2 separate regions of the Mus musculus genome follow, and region 2 is linked to region 1. The links are chromatin loops, found by intact Hi-C in ENCODE. Cell type or tissue: heart. All regions are shown on one strand. Each heading gives the region's core, and the rest is flanking DNA. Links, peaks and the distances in the headings are about the cores only.

Region 1 (8,725 bases), core at 382-8,381:
TACCCTCGTAGAAGGCCGGAATTTGGGGATTACTTGAAGGCTTGATGACATCTTCCCAAACATTAAAATAACTAATAAAAATCTTGTCTTCAACTGGTATCAGCTGGGGAGAGGAGTCACACGAGGGAGGACTCGGGACCTGGGTAGTTTTGGTTGCCTTTGCCCTGTGTGATACCCCAGGATAAAGGCTTCTCATACCTACCCAGGGCTGCCACCTTCCTGTGCTGGGCCTGGCTTCCTCTTCCCCGAGGCAGAAGTATTGAAGGTAGCTGAGGCCCGGAGGGCTGGAGCCTGTTTCGCTTTTTTTTATAGCGGTTTATAGGCCACCTCTCACCGCCTGTGGCTTCAGCCTGCTTCCCATCCTGCGCTCTGAGAGGAGCTGAAGCCTCTTCTTAACTTCCAGGCGCCCAGGCTAACTTTTTTATTTTGTTAGCTTTGACCACGGTGTCATGGTGTCCAACCTATAAATAAAAACTAAAGATAAACCCTGGGCTCTCGAATAAGAAAACTATTTTGACATTTCGAAGTCATCTGGGAACAAGGGAGCTAACTACAGGTTCTGGTTTGGATTGAACTGACGGGAGAGATTATCTCAGCACTGCTTTGGGGGCTCAGGGTCTTCTTTGGGAGGTCCCCTCTCTGAACAAATTAAAGGTCAGGGAACAAATGAGCCAATTCTGCGGTTGTGGTCTTGGAGCATGAGGATTGGTGGTGCAAGAGAAGATGGTAGAGTTTTGTGAAAGTCAAGACTGATTGCTAAGTCTTAAGTGCACTTCTGATGAAAAGGATCCATTTTATAAATGCACATGCAAGTTTCAAAAAAAAAAGTTTTGTTTTTACACCATTTGTGATTATCGTTGTTTAGCAGACGTTAAGCTTTTTTCTTTCCTTGTATGTCTGTGAGGATATCAGATCCCCTGGAATTGGAGTTACAGGCAGTTGTGAGCTGCCATGTGGGTGCTGGGAATTGAACCAGGGTCCTCTGGAAGAGCAGCTATCTTAACCTCACTGTGCCGTCTCTCCAGCCCCTAGGCTTTAAGCTTTAAAAGTATTATTTTAAAAAAAAAAGTATTGTTTTAAAAGTATTTTGTTGCTGTTGTGGGAGTTTTTTGTTTCTTTTTTTGGTATATAAGCTTGATGTTTTTTAAAAAATGGATTTTAACATTAATTTAGCAATAAATATGATCATGCCTTGTTTTAATGAACAGGCTTGTTTTGCTAACTTAGTAGGTGTGTGTGTGTGTGTGTGTGTGTGTGTGTGTGTGTGTGTGTGTGTGTGTGTTGGGTATGTGTGCCCGAATAGGCCCAGGGTTGGTGTTGGACTCTTTGTCATTCCCTCCCCCCACCTTATTCTTTGAGACAAGAGCCATTTAGCTTCCTCTCCCATCTCTGCTTCCTGACCGCTGGGGCAGCCTGGACCTTACTTTACACTTGTTCAGCACTGTGAACAATGGAAACCAACGGTAACAGTGAGCCTGCACTGCACCTTTGTGAAGATGTGCAGGGTTGTATTTAAGAGATTCAGAAAGCCATGAAAAGGAAAGGACAGTGGACAGATAGGGTTGGTCAGTTTGTGAGAGTCACAGCCATGAGGGAAAAGATGAGATTCCATGAGCCACTTCAGAATTTTGTTACCAACTGCACATAATTAAAATTGATCGAACGAAACCGCGTTGATGCGTACATATGTGGGTACTTTACAAGGAAAAACTAAAACCGCTCATTTTTTTCTTTTTTTAAAGATTTATTTATTTATTTATTTAATGTATGTGAATACACTGTCGCTGTCTTCAGACACACCAGAAGAGGGCATCAAATCCCATTACAGATGGTTGTGAGCCACCATGTGGTTGCTGGGAATTGAACTCAGGACTTCTGGAAGAGCAGTCAGTGCCCTTAACTGCTGAGCCATCTCTCCAGCTCCAAACCACTCATTTTTAATTCATTTGGCTGAATTGAACTTTAAAGCATTTGGCAAGCCTAATAAATCATACACAATGTAAACTCCCCCTCCCCCATGCTCCTTTTAAGAAGATGCTAGCTGTCTCTTCCACACGTGTCTGAGAGGGAGTCAGTCTGTGCTTGTGTCCTGGTCTTCATTCTCAGGTGTTACAGAGTGATGAGAATTTGGGGTCTGGTAACACCAACTCTGAGGGAACAAGCCAAGACACCTGGTTACATAATTGCAAGGTGACAGCACTTTTGAACTTTCTTTCTCTGTTTGACCTCTGGGCTAATCCCAGCCCTGACCTATAGACTGGAAAATCTGTCACTTCATCAACAATGATTTAGGAAGCACTCCAGTGATGGGGCAGCTGCCGAGCTATGTACCTCTGGGAAGCAACTTTGTAGCATAGGCTCAGAAACTGACATAGCGCTTTGGCCCCAAGACCCTGGTTATAGGCAGAAATCCTGGAGACTGGTTGACAGTTTCCCAGTGTGTGGCTCTCAGGTTGCCTGTATCTCTGTCTAGGGTAGGGGGTTATTAAAAAACGTATGTATGTCTTCTCTCTGACAGTAAAGTATGCGTGGTCTCAGACTGCATCCCGGGACAGGAGGAAAGGAAGGATCAGGATAATTTGTAAAATCTTACTGTCAGCTCTAAGATAAACGCTTGGTCAGTGTTTGCTTTCTTGAGTGCTGTGGTTTCACTGTGATTTTGAAATACATAAATAAACTTGGTCTTGGGAGATCAGTGCTAAAATATGTACAGGTAAAATGATAACCAGACCTGTAGCATGTGCCTAAGAGCAAACCCTGGGGTCTGTACACATGGCCGTGTGTGTGTCTCACAAGCATGTGCAAGCGACCCACCTGCTTTTGCTTTAGGAGTGCTGGGATTAAAGGATAAGCTCTCACACCTGGTTTCCTCTTATTTTTTAAATTACGTGTAAGTGTGTGTCTGTACCCATGTGATACCTCCTCTCACTCACCCAGGAGCTTGTAGATTCTCCTCAGCCAGAGAGCCCGCCTGCCTCCAGGGTTACAGATGGCCATGTTGCCTGTTTTTTTTTTTTTTGTTTTTTTTTTTTTTTTGTTTTTTTTTTTTTGGTTTTTGGTTTTTGGTTTTTCGAGACAGGGTTTCTCTGTATAGCCCTGGCTGTCCTGGAACTCACTTTGTAGACCAGGCTAGCCTCAAACTCAGAAATCTCAGAGGCTGGCTCTGCCTCCCAAGTGCTGGGATGAAAGGCATGTGCCACCACGCCCGGTTTATGTTGCCTGGTTTTTATGTAGGTGCTGGGATCCGAACTCCCATACTCCAGTCCTCAGGCTGGATGCTGAGTGCCTTATCCACAGACTCATCTCCGCACTCCTGTAAAGTTTTATCTGCAGAAGGCATTCTCACTTCCTTTAGAATGTTCGGGCACCTTATCCTGGTTCCAAACCAAAGCCTGGGGGCATTGCCTGTCAGGCGGAGGCAGTGGTGGAAGAACTGGTTTATGTTTTTCCTGGGAGAATCATAAAGCATGTGATGTGGTTGTTAAGGGCCTGGTTGATTTCCCTCACCCCCACCCCTCCCTTCCTGCACCAAGACTAAATTGTTTTAAAAAAAAATGCAGCCCAGCTTCCATGATCCCAGCAAAAAAAGAAAAAAGAAAAGGCAACACTGATATTCTCTCAGCGGCCAAATAAACCTTCTATGTCCCATCCATTAAATATTGATAATTGATGAGAATTGGTATTGATTTGGTGAGTCATCACGAGGCTGATGGGGACGCTGTGTTCCTTTCTGTGCTAGAAATCTCCCTGTCAGGCAGATCCATCATCTGTTGATGCTCAGAATTAGGAAGAAAAAAGAGGAAGGAAGAAAGCTTTCTTCAGCCCAGCAGGGAGGAAGGATCAGGACAAAGAAGCTGAGCCGCAGAGAAATTGTTACATAGCCAGCCGGAGAGTGATTGATTGCACAGTAAACAAGAACACAGCCAACCTGTGTCTCCCCCTAAGTCGTAGGGTTGGAGGCAAGAGCTTTCCTCTGCTGGCCACTAGATGGCAGTATTGGCAAGGTCAGCCTGAATGTGATTACCTGGGTTGGCTCTAGTCTCGAGGTTCCACGGTTCACTAACAGAATACTCAACACATTTGTTTATAAATCCAGACTGTTTTCTTTTAAAAGATCTGGTTGTGGTGGGGCATGCCTTGACATCTAATAGCACCAAGATTTTCAAGTCTCTCCTTTACCACATCGAAGCATCTAGGCCAGCCTAGGTTATATAAGACCCTGTCTCAAATAAATTAAATTAAATGGAATCAATATCCATTTGTCTTTTTCTGAAAGTCTTATGGCCTTAAGTTTCTGCTATCCCTGCCTCCACCTACTCCTGAGGGTTTGGGGTCACAGGTGGATGTTGCCCAGTTTATACAGGGCTGGAGATCAAATCCTGGTCCCTAGGCCTGCTATACAAACTGAGCAACTTCACCGAGCTCCATCCCTGGGCCCTGAAACGTGCATTCTCAAAGTAAAGGCCCAATTTCTTTTTCCAGAGGCATATAACAGCTATAGTAGCAACTGCCTTTGAACACCAGTGAGTTGCTTTAAAAGGGATAACATTATAGAAATGAAGTCTTTATAAATGTGTGAGATATTTGACATTAAGATAGCCCTACAAAATCTGGATTCTATAGTCAGTTCCTGTTCACATCAGAAACTTAGCATTGATTAAGAGCCTTATGTTCAGGCCTTGGCTACATGAGACCCCGCCTCAATGGTAATAAACAAACAGTGCCTTTTAATGCATGTCTACTCCCTGTCCATGCTAGGCACCTATGTATTCCCTCTGCAATATTTACTGAGCCCCAGCTGTGTGCATAATGAGATCATGCTTTTTCTATAATATGTTCTCAGAATATCATCTTTGATTAAGATCTGAATCACAGTAGAACCCACAGCCAGTGTTCCCGCTACCCCAGTGCTCTTTGATTTGAAACACTGTGCAAATAGGCTCAGCTCCCATGATGTCAGTGGCTTGGTCTGCAGCTGTGATGTCCCTGGTTCCTGAGGCCAGTGTGTTCCTGTTTGGGTTTTGGCTTTGTTTGGAATTAAGAGGCTTATAAAGGAAGCCATAGAACCCCCGAGTTCCCCAATGGCTGCGGTACAGGAAACAGGGCAATCTGTCAGCATCTATTGTCCAGCCAGATTGTTTAAGACACAGTTTCAAGACAATCTGGAAACACCTCCTGGCTCGGTAATATGTAGTTTAGCATCTATGTCAAGCAAGCTCTTATCAAGGTTTGTTTTAGGGACAATTGCCGGAAAAATATTCTGCAGTTTTCACGAAACAACTTTTAGTGACACTGTCCTTAGGTTCCAAGGCCTTCGTGTGACAATCAGGGAGGAGGGAAAAGTCTCCCTAAATATACTCGGGCCATGCTGGGAAGCATCACCAGCCACGGTTCAGTTTTCAGTGCTAGGATCATCCCTGATGCTAGCTAGCACAGGGATAAGAGGTTGCCTGGGGGAAATGGCCTTGCAAAGCCCTGCCTGTGGTTGGCATGCGGCTCCTGTTGCTTTCCTTCCCGGCTTCCTCCTTGAAGACCTTGGTTTTCTGTTCAGTGTCTGTGTGAGGATACTTTATCTGCCCTGCAGACCTCGCTGTGTTCCAAGGCCAGCCGTGTGAAGAGCCACTGTCTGGACCTCAGCGATCTCAGCTTCCAGACTGCCCTTTGAGGGGTTCCTAAAGGCCCAGGGCACTGAATTCCCATGGGAGGTGGGACCGAGAATCATCTATAGAAGTTCCCAAGGAAGCTCTGAGGGCCGCTGCCCATTAATAATAATGTACTTCCTAACTATGCTATTGTATGTTAAAAGAACACAGTCCACCTGGGATTCTTAAAGGAGAAGCCAGCGACAGAGCTGACATATTCAGTTGCGTGTGGGATAAAGCATTCGGGAAGACATTTGTTGTCTCTTGATAACTTTTTGTATTACTCAGAAAGTACATCCCTGATTCCAGTGACATTTTTATTGAAAAGGGCATGGTGGAGGTGGTGGGTGAGTGGGTGGAAATCTCTGTGTGTGTGTGTGTGTGTGTGTGTGTGTGTGTGTGTGTCAGCTTTCTTCTTTTTTCCTGTTTTTTTTTTTAGTACTATCAGTCTCCAGGAAAAAAATTATTAATATTTGAGGTTTCCTGTCCCGAGCTAGTTATAGAACTTTACCTAGAGCACCTTGAATTTATTGCTAGGGACTCAAAGCACAGCTTCTGTCGTCCTATGTACCTAGTCTGTGGTCCTTGCTATCCCAGACGTTTGATTTTTTTTTTTTTTCAGTCTCTGGTCTGCTCTGCCCTCCTTCCCACAGGTGAGCGACACATCTCTCTTCCCACTGCCTAGGTCTTTACATCTGGTCCTGCCTTGGTATCTGGTGCTGTCTCTCCGGGTGTCTCTGCCTTGGTCCCCCAGAACAGATGGACCTTGGATGGATAGCTTGAGCATCGCCTGGAAGACTGGGAGATGCTTAATTCTTCATGCATTTATTGGTTTATTTAACGTACTTAACGGATTGCCCGTCAGTGTTGAGTGTCAGAGGCCCAGTGAGCCAGAGTAGCACCCGACCTCACGGAGCTAGGCTGGTAGTAGGAAATGAAGTTAGAAACCCACATCATGACTTTTAAGTGCAGAATTACAGTGAGCACAGTTGAGAGTCTAACACATTGGCTGAGAGACCCAGGAAGGCTTCCCCCAGGGAGTGGTGTGTGTGTGTGTGTATGTGTGTGTGTGTGTGTGTGTGTGTGTGTGTGTGTGTGTGTAGAATGGTCAGAAAGCAGGGAGCACGGCATGGGGGAGGGGGAGCACGGCATGGGGGAGGGGGAGCACACCCTGGGGGAGGGGGAGCACGGCACGGGGGAGGGGGAGCACAGCATGGGGGAGGGGGAGCACAGCCCCCCTCAACCTTCATCTGCATTTGCGCCTCCTCCAAACCGCTTAGTCTCAAGTTCTCCCTGAGCGCATCCACAGGATGCTGCTGCGGCCTTTGTGTTCAGTTGCCAATCTCTTTATTCTGCCTTCCCACTCTTGAGCTCTCTAGTAAAACCAGCTAAAGACGGAGGGTCGGGGTTGGTGAGGCGGCACAGCAGGCCGAAGCGTCTGCCCTGCCTGACAATCTGAGTTCAATCCCTGGGACCCACTCACGTGGGAGAAGGAGCCACCGGTCTCCTGCGAGTTGTCCTCTAGTCTCCTCAGGCACACACAAGCACACACAATCTTAAGATGTAAAAACAAAACAAAAAAAACCAACGTGGAGAGAAGCCATACAGCAGCAACCTCTGCTGACCTCTGGCTTTCACTTGTAGGCATCGCTGCACACATACAAAAGCATTCAGGACCATCCAGAAGCGGCCACTAGTCAGTACCTGGAATTGTGCCTGGCTTCTTAACAGTAACCATTAAAGTAACATTAAAGAAAATCCTGCTTTGCCCACAGCAAGGATTCATTTCTCTGCTTGGCTACATACAGGTGCATGATCTGAGCATGCCATGATTTACCCATCCTTCAGCCGATTGGAATTTAGATCTCTTCCCATCTGCTGGTATTATGAAGAGTCTTGTACGTATATATTTGTGAATGAAATGTGTTGTTTCATTGGACACATACCTAGGAATCAGATTGTCATATCTTGGAACGTGGTGGTGTGTTCAGCTTGGTAGAGATTTTCCCCAACAGTTTGCCAAAGTAGTTGTGTTAATTTAAGATATATATGTATGTATGTATATGTGTGTGTGTGAATAGACTGTCACTGTCTTCAGACGCACCAGCAGAGGGCATCAGATCCCATTACAGATGGTTGTGAGCCACCATGTGGTTGCAGGGAATTGAACTCAGGACCTTTGGAAGAGCAGGCAGAGCTCTTAATCGCTAAGCCATCTCTTCAGCCCCAATTTATGTTCCTTGCAGCATCTCAGAGAGACGGATAGCTGAACCCCTTCCACACTGTTCTCAGTTTTACGTCTGTCCTCGTTCTGTGGCTCTACTTTGCATTTCTTTGACAAGCGATTGCCTAAGAACCTCATTTCTTCCCATTTTTAAAAAAAGAAATGCTTCACCTTTATTTTCAGTGTGTCTGTGTATGTGCATTTTCCTCAGCGGCCGGAAGAGGGCAGGGTATTGATTCCACCGGAGCTGACGCTAACAAGTAGCCATGAGCTGCCTGATGTAGGTGCTGGGACTAGCTAGAACTTTGGTCCTCTGCAAGAGCTGTATCTGCTCCTAACTGCTGAGCCATCTCTTCAGGCAAAATATGATAAATCTTTAAAAAAAATTTTTTTACAAAGAAATAGTTCTTAATTTTAATATAGCATAACTTATTAACCAGCTTTTGTGTGTTTTACATATTTCTTTCATGCTTAGTTTTGCAAAACTTAAAAATACCTAAGGTAGAGCGAGGTGGCGCACGCCTTTAATCCCAGCACTCGGGGGGTGGGGGGGTGGGCAGAGCCAGCCTTTGAGATTTCTGAGTTCGAGGCCAGCCTGGTCTACAAAGTAAGTTCCAGGACAGCCAGGGCTATACAGAGAAACCCTGTCTCAAAAAACCAAAAAAAAAAAAAAAAAAAAAAAACCACCACCACCAACAACAACCTAAGGTAGGAATTTTCCTCTGGGAAATTAGAAGGTACTACCTTAGAGATAACAGGGCAAACAGATAAATAAGCCACGTATGTATTTCCTTGACCTAACGTGGCATTGCATCTTTGAGCAACAGATTCTGCTTAGCAGTGGTTCTCAATCTTCCTA
Region 2 (8,725 bases), core at 521-8,520, 260 kb after region 1:
TGTCTTTTTATGTAAAAATAAATAGTAACTCTAGTTTTAGGGTTAATGTTTTTACACGAGGATAAAAAAATATTCACCTCTCTCTTCTGCATAACTCACTGCATGACTAACTTTTTAAAAAATTAAGTGAAAACCAGGCTCGGCAGATGGCTTGTAAGTTCAGAGTCCGCACTGTTCTTTCAGAAGACTGGAGTTGGGAGTCCCAGCATCCATATCCTGTATCTCCCACTGTGGGGACCTGATACTTCTGGCCTCCAAGGGGACACATGCATGTATCCACACATATACCCATAAATAAAAACAAATAAAAGATAAATTTAAAAACCTGAAAAAATAAAGGGCTAGAGAGACAGTTCATGAGCTTGATTTCTGCAGCCTCGCAGGAATGTTCATCCTTCCAAGGCTACCATGACACTGTGATGTGAGTGTCCAGCTGAGGGTCCGCTAGCAGAGACGCAGCTAAGAAAGTATGGTATTGGTCATGCAATAGAACATTTCCCAACCTAAGAGAAAAGGGCATTTTGATGTATACCACAGCTCTGTGAGGTTTCAGGAATAGGCAAGATTCTGGAGACGGGGACAAGACAGGACTAAAGATTGCTGGGAGATGTGAGAGAGGCCCATGGGGAGTCCCTGCTCAGTAATCAAACAGTTTTGGTTACAATTGATGCAAGACTGGGGGATATAGAGTGGGATGGCTACACAATTGTGAAGGATGTCATGCTATGGAATCATTCCTTTATAAATGATTAAAGTAATAAATATATGGTGCACGCCTTTAATCCCAGCCCTTGGGAGGCAGAGGCAGGTGGGTTTCTGAGTTTGAGGCCAGCCTGGTCTATAAAGTGAGTTCCAGGACAGCCAGGGGTACACAGAGAAAGCCTGTTCCGAAAGAGAGAGAGAGAGAGAGAGAGAGAGAGAGAGAGAGAGAGAGAGAGTGGTTCACCACAATCACAGACACACACACACACACACACAGAGTGGGGGAGTGGCAGAAAGTCCAGCCCAGGTGTGTCTCCATCTTGGATCCTGTATGGTGGACATTGAGTTGGCACCCATTTGGAGAGCCCTGTCCTCTTGCTTTGCCCCGCCCCCGCCCCGCCCTCCCCGTGCCCCTCACAGCCTGTGTATTATTGTAATGAGCAGAGCTTCATGTGCTTTTAGTAACCGCAGTGATGAAGATGACCTCCCTCCAGACCTTGCTGAGGCAGTGGGAGCCACCACAGCCACAACCACAACCACCACCACCACCACGATGTCTGCCACTCAAGTTTCGGTGTCACTGGCGTCCCCCAAAATCCAGAAAGTCAGCTCGCCTCAGAAGTCAGAAGTCAAGAGCCCGCTGTCCCCAGGGGCCAAGGTATGGGAAAGAGGCCCAGGTGTAATACACGTATTGAATGAGCATTTACATTTTACATACTCAGTTGCATGCATGCATTGACAAGCAGTCAAACCAGACTGATAACTTAACTTAGTTGGTAGAGTTAAAGCCATGTATCTGATTCCCAGCACATATAGAGTAGGCAGGATCAGAAGGTCAAGGTCATACTCCACTACGCAGTAAGTTTGAGGCTAGCATGAGACTTGTTTCTAAGAGAGCAATGCCAACCTTAAATTGAAGAAAGTCAGGTTGGTTCCAAGGAAAAAATATTGATAATTAAAAATAAAAGTAGCAAAATATATTTTCACACACTCTGATCCCAAGATATGTGGCAGCCATTTATGAGAGACATTTTACAATAGAGAGAGAAAAAAAAACCCAGTGTGCACCGTGCTTTAGGAGACGCGTAAGGGATGCTTGGTGGTGATGTTGTTGTATATTGCTGTGTCTCCCTGGATGACTTTAAAGCCTGGTGTGGAGACATACATCTTTAATCTTGGCAGTCTGAGAGGCAGAGGCAGGTAGATTTCTATGAGGTCAAGGTTAACCTGGTCTCCTTAGTGAATTCCAGGACATCCATCCAGGGCTACATAGTGAGACCCTGTCTTGAAAACAAACAAACAAACAAACAAGCAATCAAAATTCTATCTTATGGGCTGGTGAGATTGCTCATTAACTAAAGGTGCTTGATATCCAGCCTGATGACCTGAATTTGATCCCCAAGACCTACATGATGGAAGGAGAGAACTGACTCCCAAAGTTGTCCTCTAATAACACACTCCCATGCTGCGGCATGTGTACACACACACACACACACACCAAATGAATGTAAATTTAAAGATAAAAAAGTGTTTTAAACCATCTTAAAATATCACAAAACTAAGGGGAGAGCAGTAGCCTCAGGTGCCTTTCTATACTGGACAACTTGGAGAAATAAAAAACATAGACATGTTCCCATCCATACCTCCCATTGGGTAAGGTGTGTTAATGGTTTGAAAATGGGACACATCACTCTGTCAGCTTGAAATTTCAGAAAATTGCACATGTGGATGGTGGTAACCGAGACCTTACGTGAGCCGTTCTTGCTTTTCTCCATGTGACTCTATCAATGGCCAATCTTTGGCAGTTGGTTCAAGTACCATTGATCCTGTTCCTGTCCGAGCACACGCTGAGCCAAAGATGCCTGTGATCCATGTAACTTCTCAAGGAAAGGTGTGTCCAGGGAACCGCTTCCCAGGCAGCAAGATGGGAGCCAGTGGGTTCCAGCTCCTGCTGTCACGCACCCGTGATAGCTTTGATAGGCCCACATCTTCAAGGCCCACATCCCCTGAGCCTTAGCTTCTCCTCCTTCTGAAGAGGAGAGGGCCAGCCTCGATGCTTAGATCAGTCAGGAAGCCTCACTGGGGCTCCTGAGGGCCACTGGATCCCTGAGACTTATCGGGTTCCAGGGTCACTCTTAGCAGCATCTAAACAGATCCAGGCCCATAGCCTGCATGAACGAGGCCCATCTTCCCTGATGTCCTTACCTCATATGTCTAAAATAGGCACAACAATGTGTTTGGACCCTCAGCATAGACTCGAGCAGGCTGAGGCCCTCTGGAATTCTATAGACTGTATCCTGGAATGTTTTTGTTTTGTTTTGTTTTTTGGAGTTTTGTTTTTGTTTAAGGTAGAGTTTTGCTGCATAGCAGGCTGGTCTGGTACTTAACTATTGTCTTAGTCAGGGTTTCTATTCCTGCACAAACATCATGACCAAGAAGCAAGTTGGGGAGGAAAGGGTTTATTCGGCTTACACTTCCATACTGCTGTTCATCACCAAGGAAGTCAGGACTGGAACTCAAGCAGGTCAGAAAGCAGGAGCCGATGCAGAGGCCATGGAGGGATGTTCTTTACTGGTTTGCCTCCCCTGGCTTGCTCAGACTGCTCTCTTATAGAACCCAAGACTACCAGCCCAGAGATGGTCCCACCCACAAGGGGCCTTTCCCCCTTGATCACTAACTGAGAAAATGCCTTACAGTTGGATCTCATGGAGGCATTTCCTCAACTGAAGCTCCTTTCTCTGTGATAACCCCAGCTGTGTCAAGTTGACACAAAACTAGCCAGTACAACTATGAACCCAGGATGGCTTGGAACTCATGGGAAATCTGCCTTAGCCTACTGAGTAGTAGGGTTATAGACGTGAGCCACCATACTGGCTTCACTGCCTGGAATCAGGACTCCGTCTTACAGTTTGCCAAGTGGGAGGCAGGCTCCTTTCATGTATCCCACAGATGGTTAAAGACCAGGCTGCAGTATTAGAGTGTGGAATGATAGCTACAGAATTCTCCCCAAAGCTCCAGGGCGCCCTCTCGTGGCCATCTCTGCGCAGGACAAAACATTGTCTGGAACTGTCTTCAGAGGTCCCAGCAACCCTCCTGCAGCCTCCTTCCCATTATTCTGCTGCTGGTCAACTTAGCTCCTTCAGGTCTCCTGGCTCTCCCATGAGAGATGGCTTCTTTGTTCTATTTATGTATTCTAGGGACTCTTTAAAGCATTTCCCCAGAACCGGGGATGGGGGTGGGGGAGTGATTTGTAGCAGGACAGATCCTGCACTTTACCCTACTTCTATCCATGAAGATTTCAGGGGAAAGTTGGGGTTCAGCCTGCCCATTTTGTACACCGCTGAGGGAGGAGTATGTCGGGGGTGGAGGTGGAGGTAGGGGTGGGAGGGAGTTGCACACTGAGCCGTTCAGGGCTAGAGAAGTGTACCCTTTTCCCTTGTGCGCCCTGCCATCTGCTCTGGGTATCGCTAACCAGGGCCCGTCTTCCTCCCTTTGCAGAGTCCCTCTGACCACGGAGGCTCCCTGACCCTGGGGCCAGGCGACTTGCTGATGGATTTTACAGAAGCTACCCCTCTGGTAAACTTCTCATTTCTCTAAAAGCAGAAAGGCCACCGACCACAGATGCGTCTGGCAGGGGGAGGGTGGACAGGCGGCCACTGCTGTGGGAGGGAGGGCTTCTGTTAGTCCTGGAAGCTCTCAAGGAGAGTCAGCCGGCAAGGGCTTCATCACCCTTTGGGGCCCTTGATGGAGGGGTGCGCCTTCTCCTCAGAGGGTAGCTGCAGGGGTCCCGCCTGCGCCTGGCTGCTGCTTCTCCAGCATAGCAGGGCTCCTTCATGGTTGGGTCTCAGCTTCCTGGCTGCCCGCCCGGGCTGTGCCCTGCATGCCCACCCATCTCTTGCTGTTGCTTCTGGCAATCCATCTGGTCTGAAACTCTGGTTCAAGGCTCTTCCCTGGCTTCCCACACCCCTTATGCCCCCACCACCACCATCTTTCCTCTGCATACAGGTCTTCTCTTAGGGATAGTGGCCCTCGTGGGACTCCTGCAGGTGAGAAAAGCCCCCCCTTTTTTTAGAGGACTGAGCCCTAAAGGGGTCAGACAGGCAAGTTCTCACTTCAGTCTCTGGCCACTGTTTACACACATAACTGTTTTGTGTGTGTGTGTGTTTTTTTTTTTTTTAAAGATAAGATCTTGTGTAGGCCAGACTGAGTTTGAACTTGCTATGTAGCCAGGGATGCCCTTGAACTTCTGATCCTCCTGCCTCTGACTTCTGAGTTCTGGAGTGTACTACCATGCCTGGTTTATGCAGAGCTGAGAATTGCACCCAGGGCTTCCTGAACACTGTGCAAGCACCTGCCAGCCGAGCTGCATTCTCTGCTTTCTGCTCCCCGTTTAAGAATCTTGTCGTTGGATCCTGTCCTGTCTTCCCTACAGCACAGATGTCAGGATGGCATTGTCTATCTCAGAAGTGTTATCAGGAGAGGAAGAAAAGAAAAGGAGGGAAACACACTCACACTCACAGAGAGAGAGAGAGACAGAGACAGAGACAGAGAGAAAGAGCCACAGAGAGAGAGATTGAGGCTAGAAGGCAACATGAATATATGTAAAGTATTATTAGATGCTACAGGCAAACTTGGAAATGACTACTGGCTAGGCTCAGTCATATCTCAAAAACGTTGAGCATAAATCATGGTCCACCTTGGGGTTCACATCAATCACCATTTGGGCTGTGAGGCAAAATATGAATCAAGTCAGAACCTATCTCCTGAGAGCTTTGTACTTAGTTATGGGATAGCTCCAGGTTAGAGGGCAGCTCAAGGGTGGCCAAGAAGTCGGGTTGATAAATGGCCAAGCACCATGTAAGCTGCACAGGAGATGCCCCGGGAAAGGCCAGAGGAAGAGTCATTGGGCATCAGCTTTAGAGGAAGGGCTCTTCAGAGGCTTTTAGGAGAGTCTGGGCTGACACAGCACTTGCCATTTCTACAGCTATCTCTTTTGCCTAGCAAGTTATGTTAGCCTAAGAACAGCTGAGAGCTGCCAGGGAGGACCCTGCTCTGGGGACCATCACAATTGAGCAAATGTCATGGTTACTCTCAGTCTGCTTGTTAGATGGGTTGCCAAGACCAAAGTCCCTTCTCCCCCGGCTGTCCAACAGAGTTAGCGTAACTGGTAGCTTTTGAGCAAGGCCTCGGCCGCCCTTTGCACAGTTACAGAAACTGAGTGTCCGAATAGGCAAAGCACACAAGACCACATGGGATCAGGATCCCTGGTATCTGGCCCCTCCCACTGAGTGCTATGTGCTGGGCTGGAGAAGATCTGGCCTCATGTTTGGGGAATTTGCCACTTTTAAAAAAAGAAGTAATTTCCAGGATGGGGAAGAGAACAGGGGTCATGGAAGAAGGTAAAAAAGTAGCATGCCTGGGTCAGGGGTCGGCAGATACATCTCCGCTGAAACTTCTTGTTTAGGAGTGCCTTGTGGAAGATGGAACCCCTGGCCGCCACCTGAGAACATCCTGTTCTGGGGGGCAGTCAGCCAGAGAGATCTGGGAACTCTTAGGGCGCATCCTGAGAATCTGTGAAGTAGAGAGCGGAGACAGCTATGTTCTGAGGACCATGTGTAGGGAAATCTGCTTACAGGAATTAGAAGCCAGGTAAAGCTATCCCTGTGAGTTAGGCTGACAGGTAACTACCAAGCTGTCCAGCTGTGCTGCAGAGGAAACCACATGCGTCTGTGTGAGTGGTTGTCCCCTGACTGGGACCACTGGATTTTAGAGTATGAAGGGAAGTTTGTTGGATAACTAAAACATGTCACCTAAGCATAATAGCACAGGCAGTAATCCAAGTATGTGGGAGGCTAAGGAAGGTTGCCATGAATACCAGTTTGGCCTGGGCTATGGTGTGAGTACCTGACTTTAAAAAAGGCTTGCACAATTCTATATTAGGGGCAAGCAAGCATGAATAAAGTATTAATTCACTAAGGAGTTTGGTGGCTCTAAGAACTATAGTCAATTTATTTTTAAAAATATATCATAACTCTTTGCAAGAGTAGTGGGATTCCTCTCAGAACCATGTGTCTGGTATATAGACTTGATTGCTGGTAGAATCAAAAGATCTTGGCTTAGATATTACAGACTTGGGATAGAAAGGAAACAGCGTGTGGCAGTAATTCCTTGAGATCTGCCAAATGACTTCCTCCTTCAGGGACTGTCACCCACTCTTGTGGGATACCTCTCTACATCTCTGGACAGCTCTGACTTAGCTATGAACTAGAGTCCAGGAGGCTTTATATATACAGAGCTGAGGTCCTTGGGCTGTAGTGAGACAGCTACTCAGGGAGGTCACTACAAAGGGTGACCTTGGAATGACCTGATGTTCCAGTACGAATACACAGGCTCTGCCGAGGATGTGTCTTGGCACCGTAGGCTCTGACCTTTTCTTGTTCCAAGTGAATATTGTTTCCATGAGTACCAAAGAGTGCAAGGGAGGAAAAGGGGACTTGGCAGTTTGCTTTTCCCTTTGTCGGGTCTCCTTTTATTTCTGCCTCTATAGAGCAGTGCCTGTCTCACTTGCCGTTAGACAGCTCAGAAAAGAGTGGACTCAGCTCCCAAGTTCCACTGTATCAGTAACTGTGTCCACTTCAGGGTCCCGGGCTTGAGGTTGGGGTGCTGCCGTGTAAGTACAGCCCGTGCCTGGCTTGTATCCGGCCTGTTAGTAGGAGTGGAGCTTTGGGACCGCCTCATCCAGCCAAGGCTTACACAGGGATATGCACTCGTTGCAGCTCACCCAGCAGGTTGGCATCAGGTTTGAGACTAGAACCCAAGCCTTACGGCAGGTGACAGAGTCAGGATGTATCTCTTTTTTTCCTAAGTGGTCCCTCTTCCTTTAAGCTTGCTGGGTCCCTGGACCTCTCTGCCTTATCTCCAAAGCCTAGACTTGGAGGAAGCTCTGGGATGGCCTTCAAGCCGTAACCCAAGTTGTAGCCTACAGCTGCCTTAATGAAGCATGAGAGTGGAGGAGAATGTATCCGCAGTCTAAGAGACTCAGCCTGCATGAGGCATGGTTTCTCAGCTGTCAAATCTATACTCTTTGCTTCTGATTGCTCTCTCTGGGTCTTTCTTCAAAAGAGGAAGGTTGTACTTTATCGGACAAGAGTGGTAAAATTCTCTGCTGATGCTTACCAAACAAAACAGCAAGTGACCTACCTCCTGGAGTCACCCACAAGTTCACAGCCTCTGCCTAGTTCCCATGTTTCTTCTGGCTGAGAACTTCTATGGTACCCCACAACCCTCAGGACAGCACTTGAAGGAAAGGAAACTGGAGAGAAAAGACCAGAGGTTCTGGCATTCATTCAGGAATGGTCGGTCGAGATTCTATGAGAACTAATATGGTATGACTGCCTAGCCTGGCCCAGTCTCTGTGAAATGGATTTCAAAGTCTTTAGGTAAAGAAAAAAAAAAAAGAGTCAAAAGTAGATTCTAGGCACACAAAGACCTGCTTCATATTGGGTCAGCTGGCCTACCTCTGGCTGGCAACAGGTGTAAACACCTCTCCCCTATGTGATCTTGAATCTTCCCTGTGGCTCTTGTCCCTCTCTGAGCTTTGCATCTTAGCAACTACTCATCTACAAGGCTACAGAGCAGGTCCAGTGTGTCCCAGCACATGGCAAGTTAGGGGAGTGTGGACATGACCGGGAGACGTTGCTCTGGTCTGAGGAAGGTCACATGGGACATGGGATCAGGCTCTAGTTGGGTGTCAGGACAGGGGCTCCAGTTGGCTCAACTGCTGAGTGTTTGTTTGGAACTCTGTTTTTCCAGGTGGGCTAGACCTGAGTCTCAAGTCCAGGCTGCCATCTATCTGCCTGTGACCTCATCATTGCTCCCAGGGTACAGGAGGGGTGCAGAGATGTCTGCTCGGTTCACTGCATTGCCACTCACAGATGCATCTAACCCACTCTTTGTATCTTTCATGGGGTCTTTGGGTAGATGGAAATCTCGGTTTGCTTTCACTTACTGGCCATCATTCTGT

The links. Peaks named below come from ENCODE experiments on the same cell type or tissue, not always from the same donor. Only the 100,000 strongest peaks of a DNase experiment are listed, where the experiment ranks them.
Region 2: it touches region 1 in a loop (7-fold over the local background); 7 of 42 quality-filtered maps call a loop at or near these places.

The regions. Positions count from the first base shown.
Region 1 is chr4:57,270,555-57,279,279 of GRCm38, reverse strand. The region is part of intron 1 of Ptpn3 (protein tyrosine phosphatase, non-receptor type 3); the gene reads left to right. Among named protein-coding and RNA genes, the nearest start is that of Gm12536, 25 kb to the left of the region's middle. In heart, for the core only: a CTCF peak has its summit at 8,060 (motif pointing right); DNase peaks (open chromatin) are centred at 3,949 and 4,999; H3K27me3 peaks cover 295 bases.
Region 2 is chr4:57,012,407-57,021,131 of GRCm38, reverse strand. It overlaps Epb41l4b (erythrocyte membrane protein band 4.1 like 4b), which reads left to right. Exons shown (of 25, transcript NM_001355492.1): 21 at 1,174-1,360; 22 at 4,201-4,278. Among named protein-coding and RNA genes, the nearest start is that of Frrs1l, 26 kb to the right of the region's middle. In heart, for the core only: a CTCF peak has its summit at 3,728 (motif pointing left); no DNase peak of the experiment used is centred there; H3K27me3 peaks cover 2,623 bases.